Linked DNA regions of Homo sapiens: regions 1 and 2 are each linked to region 3. A link is a contact called in ENCODE Hi-C or POLR2A ChIA-PET data. All regions are on one chromosome and are shown on one strand. Each heading gives the region's core, a stretch centred on a gene start or an enhancer-like site at or near the end of the contact. The rest is flanking DNA. Distances are from core to core; before and after follow the strand shown. Region 1 overlaps UBR2 (ubiquitin protein ligase E3 component n-recognin 2). Region 2 overlaps UBR2 (ubiquitin protein ligase E3 component n-recognin 2). Region 3 holds the start of BICRAL (BICRA like chromatin remodeling complex associated protein).

The links. Hi-C counts contacts between places; a loop is a spot of excess contacts on that map. ChIA-PET counts read pairs that join two places held with the same protein, here RNA polymerase II (POLR2A). Pooled maps may share reads with other maps.
Region 1: a map of astrocyte of the cerebellum shows a loop between it and region 3 (5-fold over the local background). The contact joins the enhancer-like site here to the promoter of BICRAL in region 3. A Hi-C loop is called at or near these places in 1 of 168 maps with a recorded cell type or tissue (astrocyte of the cerebellum) and 4 of 50 pooled maps. POLR2A ChIA-PET finds 5 or more read pairs at or near these places in 29 of 52 experiments (AG04449, AG04450, B cell and 23 more).
Region 2: a loop to region 3 is called in a map with no recorded cell type, with 8 times the contacts of the local background. The contact joins the enhancer-like site here to the promoter of BICRAL in region 3. A Hi-C loop is called at or near these places in 3 of 168 maps with a recorded cell type or tissue (CD4-positive, alpha-beta T cell, gastrocnemius medialis and naive thymus-derived CD4-positive, alpha-beta T cell), 2 of 37 single-sample maps with no recorded cell type and 10 of 50 pooled maps. POLR2A ChIA-PET finds 5 or more read pairs at or near these places in 20 of 52 experiments (A549, A673, B cell and 16 more).

What each region holds. Positions count from the first base shown.
Region 1 is chr6:42,691,388-42,694,087 of GRCh38, reverse strand. UBR2 (ubiquitin protein ligase E3 component n-recognin 2) reads right to left here. Exons shown (of 47, transcript NM_001363705.2): 47 at 583-2,700. Among named protein-coding and RNA genes, the nearest start is that of PRPH2, 30 kb to the left of the region's middle. Within about 2 kb of position 1,392, at least 11 of the 41 ENCODE cell types and tissues checked have a DNase peak (open chromatin) inside an H3K27ac peak, as active enhancers do; they include CD8-positive, alpha-beta T cell, where a contact is called at or near this core.
Region 2 is chr6:42,660,309-42,663,008 of GRCh38, reverse strand. UBR2 (ubiquitin protein ligase E3 component n-recognin 2) reads right to left here. Exons shown (of 47, transcript NM_001363705.2): 31 at 732-825. Among named protein-coding and RNA genes, the nearest start is that of PRPH2, 61 kb to the left of the region's middle. Within about 2 kb of position 1,253, at least 3 of the 41 ENCODE cell types and tissues checked have a DNase peak (open chromatin) inside an H3K27ac peak, as active enhancers do; they include gastrocnemius medialis, where a contact is called at or near this core.
Region 3 is chr6:42,780,719-42,783,418 of GRCh38, reverse strand. It overlaps BICRAL (BICRA like chromatin remodeling complex associated protein), which reads right to left and starts at 1,367. Exons shown (of 13, transcript NM_001393499.1): 1 at 1,318-1,367. RefSeq lists enhancers at 1-12, 1-558 and a silencer at 93-432.

The DNA.
Region 1 (2,700 bases), core at 143-2,642, 89 kb after region 3:
TGGGAGCAGTGTTACTGACCAGGAGGCAGGGTGAGTGCAATGGAAACCTTGCTGTTTTAGTTTGATGCTCTCAAGAGGATTTCAAAAAAAACAGAATTCTCATGGGCAATGACTCCCCTAGGAAGACAGTGTAGCTGCCTTTCTATGTCTCTCTCTCAAAAGCAGGAAGTGGTCATAAAAAAAAGAAAAAAAAAACCTCCAACAGCCCTGAAAAACCAGCCAGCACACTAGGGGAGTGTGTAAGGACAAGGACCTTGAGATCACCAGGTAAGGATGAACAAGAGTTTAAACCCAGACACAGGTCTTGGAGTGCCCTGTTTCCCAGTGATTTGAGTTCCAAAATGGTCCACAAAGGTCACACGCTGTCATGGCTAATGAATATGAAACTTAATCAGCTGAAATGATGATCACACTTTCTCTGAGAAGGTCAAGATAGTTTGGCTAGTGGCCATAATAATATAACCCTCTTAAATTTAAAGCTAATACAGATATCCCACTATATTTGTAGCAAGGTGACACGGGCACCTTGCTGTGGCAGGTAAATGTGTAAAATGAAACAGAAAGATATATGCTAACCAAAAGTAATGCCAACACCTAAAGCATTTATTTGGATATCTTTAAACTTTTTACATATGATACATTCCAAATTTTACAAGTTGTCCACAGATATTAAAGTTATAGCCAATTTATTAAACAGATATGATTTTCCCTGATATGGAAAGCGTATGTTATATAAACATTTCTACAATAAACATAAAACATGCGGAACAAATCATAAAACTAACATGATTTGTAAGGTAGGAAAGACAACTAGCTTAACACCAGAAAATAAAAAGGTGTGTATGTTGCAATTTCATGTAAATTCATCTTCTCCCAGGCTCTGTGATATTCTCAGAGAATGAAATCCAGAGACAACCTTTGCTAACTCCAGGCTCCTAGGAAGTCGGACCGGAAAGCTGGAGTATTGTTATGATTTGGTGAAAATGTTTATAATCCACTTGTACAGAGAGAAACCTGGTCTTATTATTTTAAATTTTAGCTTGGTGAACATATGAAAAAAAGCCAAAAGAAGCTTACCTTAAAAGCTAAAGAAACTGGATGTGACAGAGGCCAAAATAAACATGAATTATGCCACCTACAGCCCAAACAACCAGATCTTATGAATGAAGGCCAGAAAAAGGGGGAGAGAGGTGGACTCAAATGTGAATTTTCTTTCTATTGGTCCTCCTCTCAGCTGGGTGAGTCAGTCCCACGCAAGAATGGCGACGGTCATCCTCCTGTCAAGAGGGGGCGGTTCTTTCACACACTACCTTGGAGAGGAATGTGGCTTCTACATCCTCACTTCTTTTAGCTTCAGTTCCAGATTTCTGACCTTCTTCCTGTGATACTGTGGAGCATGCCTAGTTGACTGGTAGCTGAGTGGAACAAAACTTGTAGATGTAATTCAAAGAAAACTGATTGAAAGGGTCAGTTGCATTGGTTAAAAAAATCCAAGAGCCTCTTATTACTCATCTGTTCCTTAGCCCCACCTTAGACAGGCTCAGAATTTATTCCTCTACTAAGTCTTCAGTCACTCTCTGCATGTATTCAAGCTCTCAGCAGTCATACATCAAACAATAGTAGTTGTGTGGTACATAATAATTATAAGCTATTTTGTAAGTGGCTCTTGTTCTAGGAAGGCACCTCAGTAAGAACAATGATCAAAAAGAATAAAAAGCCTGGGTGCCAGACCATCCCAGGAATGCACTAAGTGAGCCAGCAAGGAAGCAGCAGCTTGTCTGTTCCAGGAAATGCTGGCTGGGTGGGAGTGGGTTCTCACCTTCTTCAGTGTTTGGCTTTAGATGATATACTCTGCCAATTTAGCCTTAGAAATAACAAGAGAATATCACTGTCTGAAACATTAGGGTATTCTAAAAGAATACAGATAAGAAAATTAGGATACTCTTTTAGAATACCTATTATTTTAAACTTAAGCTTGGTGAACATCTGAAAAAAAGCCAAAAGAAGCTTACCTTAAAAGCTCAAGAAACTGGATGTGACAGAGGCCAAAATAAATATCACTTATGCCAACCACAGCCCAAACAACCAGATCTTATGAAGGAAGGCCTCTCATCTAGATATTAGGATATCTAAAAGAATATCCTAAATTTTTAATCCATATTCTTTTAGAATATCCTAATTTTTCTTCCTAATTCTAAAAGAATATCCTAATTTTTTAGACCATCCTAAGTTTTTGGAAAGCCCTCTAAGTGAGTTTTCTCAAAGCCAAAAGTCTTGCCATAAAAAAAAAAAGAAAAAAAAAAAACCTCTAACAGCCCTGAAAAACCAGCCAGCACACCAGGAATCCACCTTCTCCCCACGGGCTTCTTCTGCATGTGTGTCCCCCAACTCTCTCATAGTCAATGGAGAGAAGGGAACACTGCCTTCAAAATCAACCACTTTGCTCCTAGGAGTAGGGTCCTGTCAGCAGAGGGGACACCAACCCAGTCCCAGTGTTGGGCCACTCAGTGGAACCAGGAAGTATGACCCAACAGACCACAGAGACTTTGTTCCCTGCCTCCGTTGAGTCAGCTTCGGACCCACGGTTCACTATCATCAATAACGTGAAATATCACATAATGGCTGGGACTATGCAGTCAGACCCCCACAAAGGGGCTGGGATCCAATCTAGGAAGAGAAGCTCCTTGCTCGATCTTAAAA
Region 2 (2,700 bases), core at 4-2,503, 120 kb after region 3:
GGTGTCATTGTTCTCTTGCCACTTCCCCAAGGCTGGTGGCTATTTGTTTTTTTTTTGTTGTTGTTGTTGTTTTTGAGATGGAGTCTTGCTCTGTCGCCCAGGCTGGAGTGCAGTTGCACAATCTTGGTTCACTGCAACCTCCACCTCCCACATTCAAGCAATTCTCCTGTCTCAGCCTCCCAAGTAGCTGGGACTACAATGTGGTGGCTAGTTGTTAGGGGTAGTTCATGATAACTGGGTGAGCATAGTTCTAGAATAATAGTATTATTGATTTGTTGGTTTTGTAGAAGCATAGGAAACACCAAGGTAGAACAAATTCAGGACATCTCATCACAGGGAGCCATTACAATTTTGGGAAGTAACAAAGCAAGTACTAACATCTATGGAATCAAAAGTTGTCCACCCTGGACCCAAAGAAAGACAACATTACCCTTCTAGAGTTTATCCTACTGTAAAAACCCTTTTCTTCATCCACAGACTGATACAGATCCACTTCCTTCTTTGGAAGATATAGAAGAGACTTGGATATAAAGCTAAATTAAAAAACATATCTGACATACACTTTACATCTATGACAAGGCAAATAACTTTTGTTATTTATTAGGCAATGATACGGATTTTTTCAACATTTTTAGTTCTTTTCCTTTTTTCTAGAATGAAATTTCCTCTATTTAAAAAATATTGAGCCCTTAGATAAACTTCTCTTGACAAATATTAAGAATATACATTACCTTTGCCAACAATGGGCATGCATAATGTGCCCACAGCTACTAGTGTGTGTTCCACAAGACAGATCAGGGTGCATGAATAATGGATCATATTTTTCTGCATTACAAAACAAAACAAAACAAAACAAAAGTGAAGCATTTAATTTTCCTATAACAAATGTGTAACTTTAAATTGTAAAATCCTTGATAAAGACTTGAAATTTGAAATGAAATGCTAGTTTATTCCTCTGAGATACCAATTTATGCAACACCTTGGATTATTTAGAAAGTAGGACTCTCTAATTTTCACCACCCACAGCAAATTAATTAAACATTCTCAAATTGTTAAACTGAAATTAGAACTATGAATTTAAATATATCCAATCTTTTGAACATTTCACACTTTCAGGGTGCTGAGATATTCCAATTCCTCCCATTGTACCCTGAGCTCCAGGTAAAAGAGCTACTCTCTTCATGGGGCTGCCTTATGTGCGTTCAGGGCAGCTGGGTTAAAATGATCGCTAATAAAAAATGTTTTGGCAGTAACGGGGCGCCCCCTAGAGGACAGACTGCCTAACAACACTCATACAGCGAATAATCACATCAGAGCCAAAGTGACAACAAAAAATCTAAGCACAGACCAGATCAGATGGGGGGAAAAAAGGTAATTCAGAGTCTTCTGTCCTGGTGCTAATTTTTATATTCAAAGGGGATGAAAAATCATGAAAAACAAGATGGATGTCTGGCTTCTTTTGGAATTTTTGAATTCTTTATATAAATTAGTATAATCTTCGAAATTTCCTAACACTCTAGAAAGAACTACTTTTAATTTGCTTTAATAGTTTTAATTTGCTTTAACACTAGAACAGTGCAAATGTCAAAGCATTAAGAAAATCCACTTATAGCCAGCTAATGCTTTTTCTTCAGAAGTAATAAGTTAAATAAAATTAGCAACTTTGTCTTTGGCCTGGAATGAAATTTATAAAGCACCTAGTTTAAATATCTTTTTTTTTTTTAAGACAGTCTCGCTTTGTCGCCCAGATTGGAGTGCAGTGGCGCGATCTCGACTCACTGCAAGCTCTGCTTCCTGGGTTCACGCCATTCTCCTGCCTCAGCCTCCCGAGTAGCAGGTAACTGCCACCACGCCTGGCTAATTTTTTTTTGTATTTTTTAGTAGAGATGGGGTTTCACTGTGTTAGCCAGGATGGTCTTGATCTCCTGACCTTGTGATCTGCCTGCCTTGGCCTCCCAGAGTGCTGGGATTACAGACATGAGCCACTGCGCCTGGCCTTTTTTTTTTTTTTTAAAAACAAACAAACAAACAAACAAAAAAACCACACAGGGTCTCGCTCCGTTGCCCAGGCTGGAGGGCAGTGGTGCAATCTCGGCTCACTGCAACCTCTGCCTCCCAGGTTCAAGCAATTCTCATGCCTCAGCCTCTTGAGTAGCTGGGACTACAGGCGCGTGCCACCAAATTTGGCTAGTTTTTTTTTTGTACTATTAGTAGAGATGGGGTTTCGCCATGTTGGCCAGGCTGGTCTTGAACTCCTGACCTCAGGTGATCCACCTGCCTCGGCCTCCCAAAGTGCTGGGATTACAGGCATGAGCCACCATACCCAGCCTAAATGACCATTTTTAAAGATGAAGCAGACCAACCTTTCATAAGTAGGATGCAAAGACTTTCTTTACAGAGAGAAGGCAACTCTAAAAGTGGGCTCTCAAACCTCCTTTCACGCTGCAGTGTGAAAGGCACTGGTTAAAGCAGTGCTCTGGGAATTCCCAAGACACAGTTCCTACTCTCAAGAAGTTTACTGGGTATCGCTGAAGCACACGCACACAGAGCACAACCTACAAGCAGAGAAATAAATGTGTCTGTGGTGGACAAAATCATGTGCGGACTGGATCTCCCTGCTTTACTCCCTCAGTTGCTGAAAGAGGGCCCTCAACTGTCCTGCACGGTAATCTGTATCCCAAGAATCTGCTTTCTGGGGAA
Region 3 (2,700 bases), core at 118-2,617:
CGCATTTGGGGCGACTCGGGGGGGCGCGAACAGCATAACGCCCGCGCGCACTCGGCCAAAAATGCGCCGTCCCAGCCGCACATCTCTTCTGGCCGGCGCGGCGAACAGCGCGGGCCTCGCAGGAGACGCCCGGCTGGGCCGCCGGTCCTCCGCGCGGCTGGGGGCTCGGCCGGACGCGGCCGCGGATCCTCGGCGGTGCTTCGAAAAGGCAGCGAGGCGGCTGGGAAGGGGCAGTCCCGCGGCAGGTGCGCGCCGCCGCCGCGGGCTCGGAGCGGGAGCGGGAACGGGGCCGGGGCGACTCGCCTGCCCCGAGCTCTCCCCGCCGCACCCCGGACCTGCTCTCCTCGCCGCGGCCGCCCGCAGATGCGGCGGGAATGGGGAAGCCAGGATGAAAAATAAACCCCGTCTCCGCCGCCTCCCTCCCCACCCTCTCCCCTCCCCCTCCCCAGACGCGGGGTCCATTTTGCCGAGAAGAAAGAAAATGTGATTCACACCCTAGAGCTTCCGAGAGAGAAAAGAAACGAGGGGGGGAAAACAGAGGGGAGGAGATTGGAAAAGCTTATTTTTCTTCCTCGCCCGCCGTCACTCCAGGCCCTCCCTGCCCCCTGCTCGCGGCCCCGCCGCGCCGTCTTCCCCTCGCCGAGCCCTGCTCCCTCCTTCCCGGCTCCCGGCGGCTCCGGGGGGCGGAAAACACACTCACACTCGCGCACACAACTAATTTTAAACCGGCTCAATCAATGAGTCATTAAAAGGCTTCCCTCCCCTCCCCTCCCCACCACCAACCGCCACGCCACCCCCTTCCCGGGCTCTCCCTCTCCCCGCTCCAGAAATTTGCATCCGCGGAAAAGAAAAAAAAGGAAAAAGAAAGGCGCCGGGCCCCCACCCCGCCGAGGCGCCCCCGGCCCGGCCTCGCCGCCCCCTGCCCGCCTGCGCCCCCGCCCGAGACACTGAACTTGGTCTTCCCGGGGCCCCGGCAGCGCTGGGAAAGGCATAAACACTCGATTCCCCTTTTCTCCGTGTCCATTAAACATCCACCCACCACCACCATCACCCACCCACAAACCCACCCCCCCCCAAAAAAAAAAAAAAAACACAGCCTTAGCCAATAGCTCTCTGGGCTGAAACCTAATATCCTGGTTTTGGCAACTCGGTGTTTAATTTGCTCCTTTCTTTTCAGTCTGGAGACAGATCTCCAGCCCCCCCTCCCTCGCTTTTCCCCTCCCCGAAGGAAAGAGGCAGAGGAAGGAGGTTGTGTGTTTTTTTTTTCTCCTTGAAATTTTTATCACAAAATTATAATACACTCAAAGGGAAACTCACCGTCATGAAAAAGCAGTGCCTTGTCAACGGGGTTTCTGCGCCATCGCAACAGGGGCGGCGGCGGCGGCGGCGGCGGGCGCGGGGCCGGGGGCCGGAGCGCGGGAGCTCCCGGCCGAGCGGCGCCGGCCACACGCGCTCCGCTCTCTCTCTCGCTCACCCCCGCGCCGGGCCGGGGCGCCGCTCCCCGCGCCCGCCCGGCCTTCATGCTCTGCGCCCGGGCAAACCGCTCGCCTGCTCGTCTACCTCCAAACTTCGGTTCTCGCCTGGCAAAAAATGTGGAGATTAGGATTTTTTTAATTTAAAAAATTTTTTTTTTTTTTTTTGGAAAATCAAGCTGCAAGGATGTTCATTCGTTTCCTTTGGGATTCTTTTCAACTTCAGAAATGTATTGGTTTATTCAAGAAACAGTTTTATTTGGCTTTAAAACAATTACTAAGATCCACGAGGTGCGTGCTAATTCTCTTGCAGGCTCTCTCTCCACACACACACACACACACACACACACCCACCCACCCACCCAGTTTAACTTGACACGGGAAGGGGGGAGATTAAAGACAAAAAAAAAAAACCCTACAAGATTTGTTTAGAACTCTAATTAGAGCAAGCCTCAGTGAATACGTTTTGCATATGCTTTTTAAAAACCAAAACGACTTTTAACTTAGTTATTAGGCAAATAACTGGTTCATCCTAACTTTCAAATGTACTAAGCTTTCCTTTGCAACACTCTTTGTCCATTCCAAAATTCTTGAAACCTTACCTGTGAAGCCCGTATGTGAACATTAAAAAGGAAAACAAAACTTCAGTGACTAAAAGGAAGGTGAGGCAGAGTAAATCACTCTCAAAACATTCATTTTCTACTGCCTTCTCTTTATGTAGATATCTTTTATCTCTATATTTGCGGAATTTTCATTACATAACCCCCTCATTCTTAAAAGAGAGCTAGTCAATCTTTTAACATTCTTTGGTCCAAGTATAACTACCACCTATTTTTAATCTCAAATCTCAAATTGTTGAAACTTCTCTGTAAACTATCTAGTATCCAAAGTATTTAGATTATGTGGCCCAGGCCGGGCGCGGTGGCTCACGCCTGTAATTCCAACACTTTGGGAGGCCGAGGCGAGTGGATCACCTGAGGTCAGCAGTTCGAGACCAGTCTGGACAACATGGTGAAACCCTGTCTCTACTAAAAATACAAAAATTAGCTGGGCGTGGTGGTGGGCTCCTGTAATCCCAGCTACTCGGGAGGCTGAGGCAGGAGAATCGCTTGAACCCGGGAGACAAAGGTTGCAGTGAGCGGAGATCGCGCATTGCACTCTAGCCTGGGCGACACAGCAAGACTCAAACAAAAACAAAACAAAACAACAACAACAACAACATTACGTG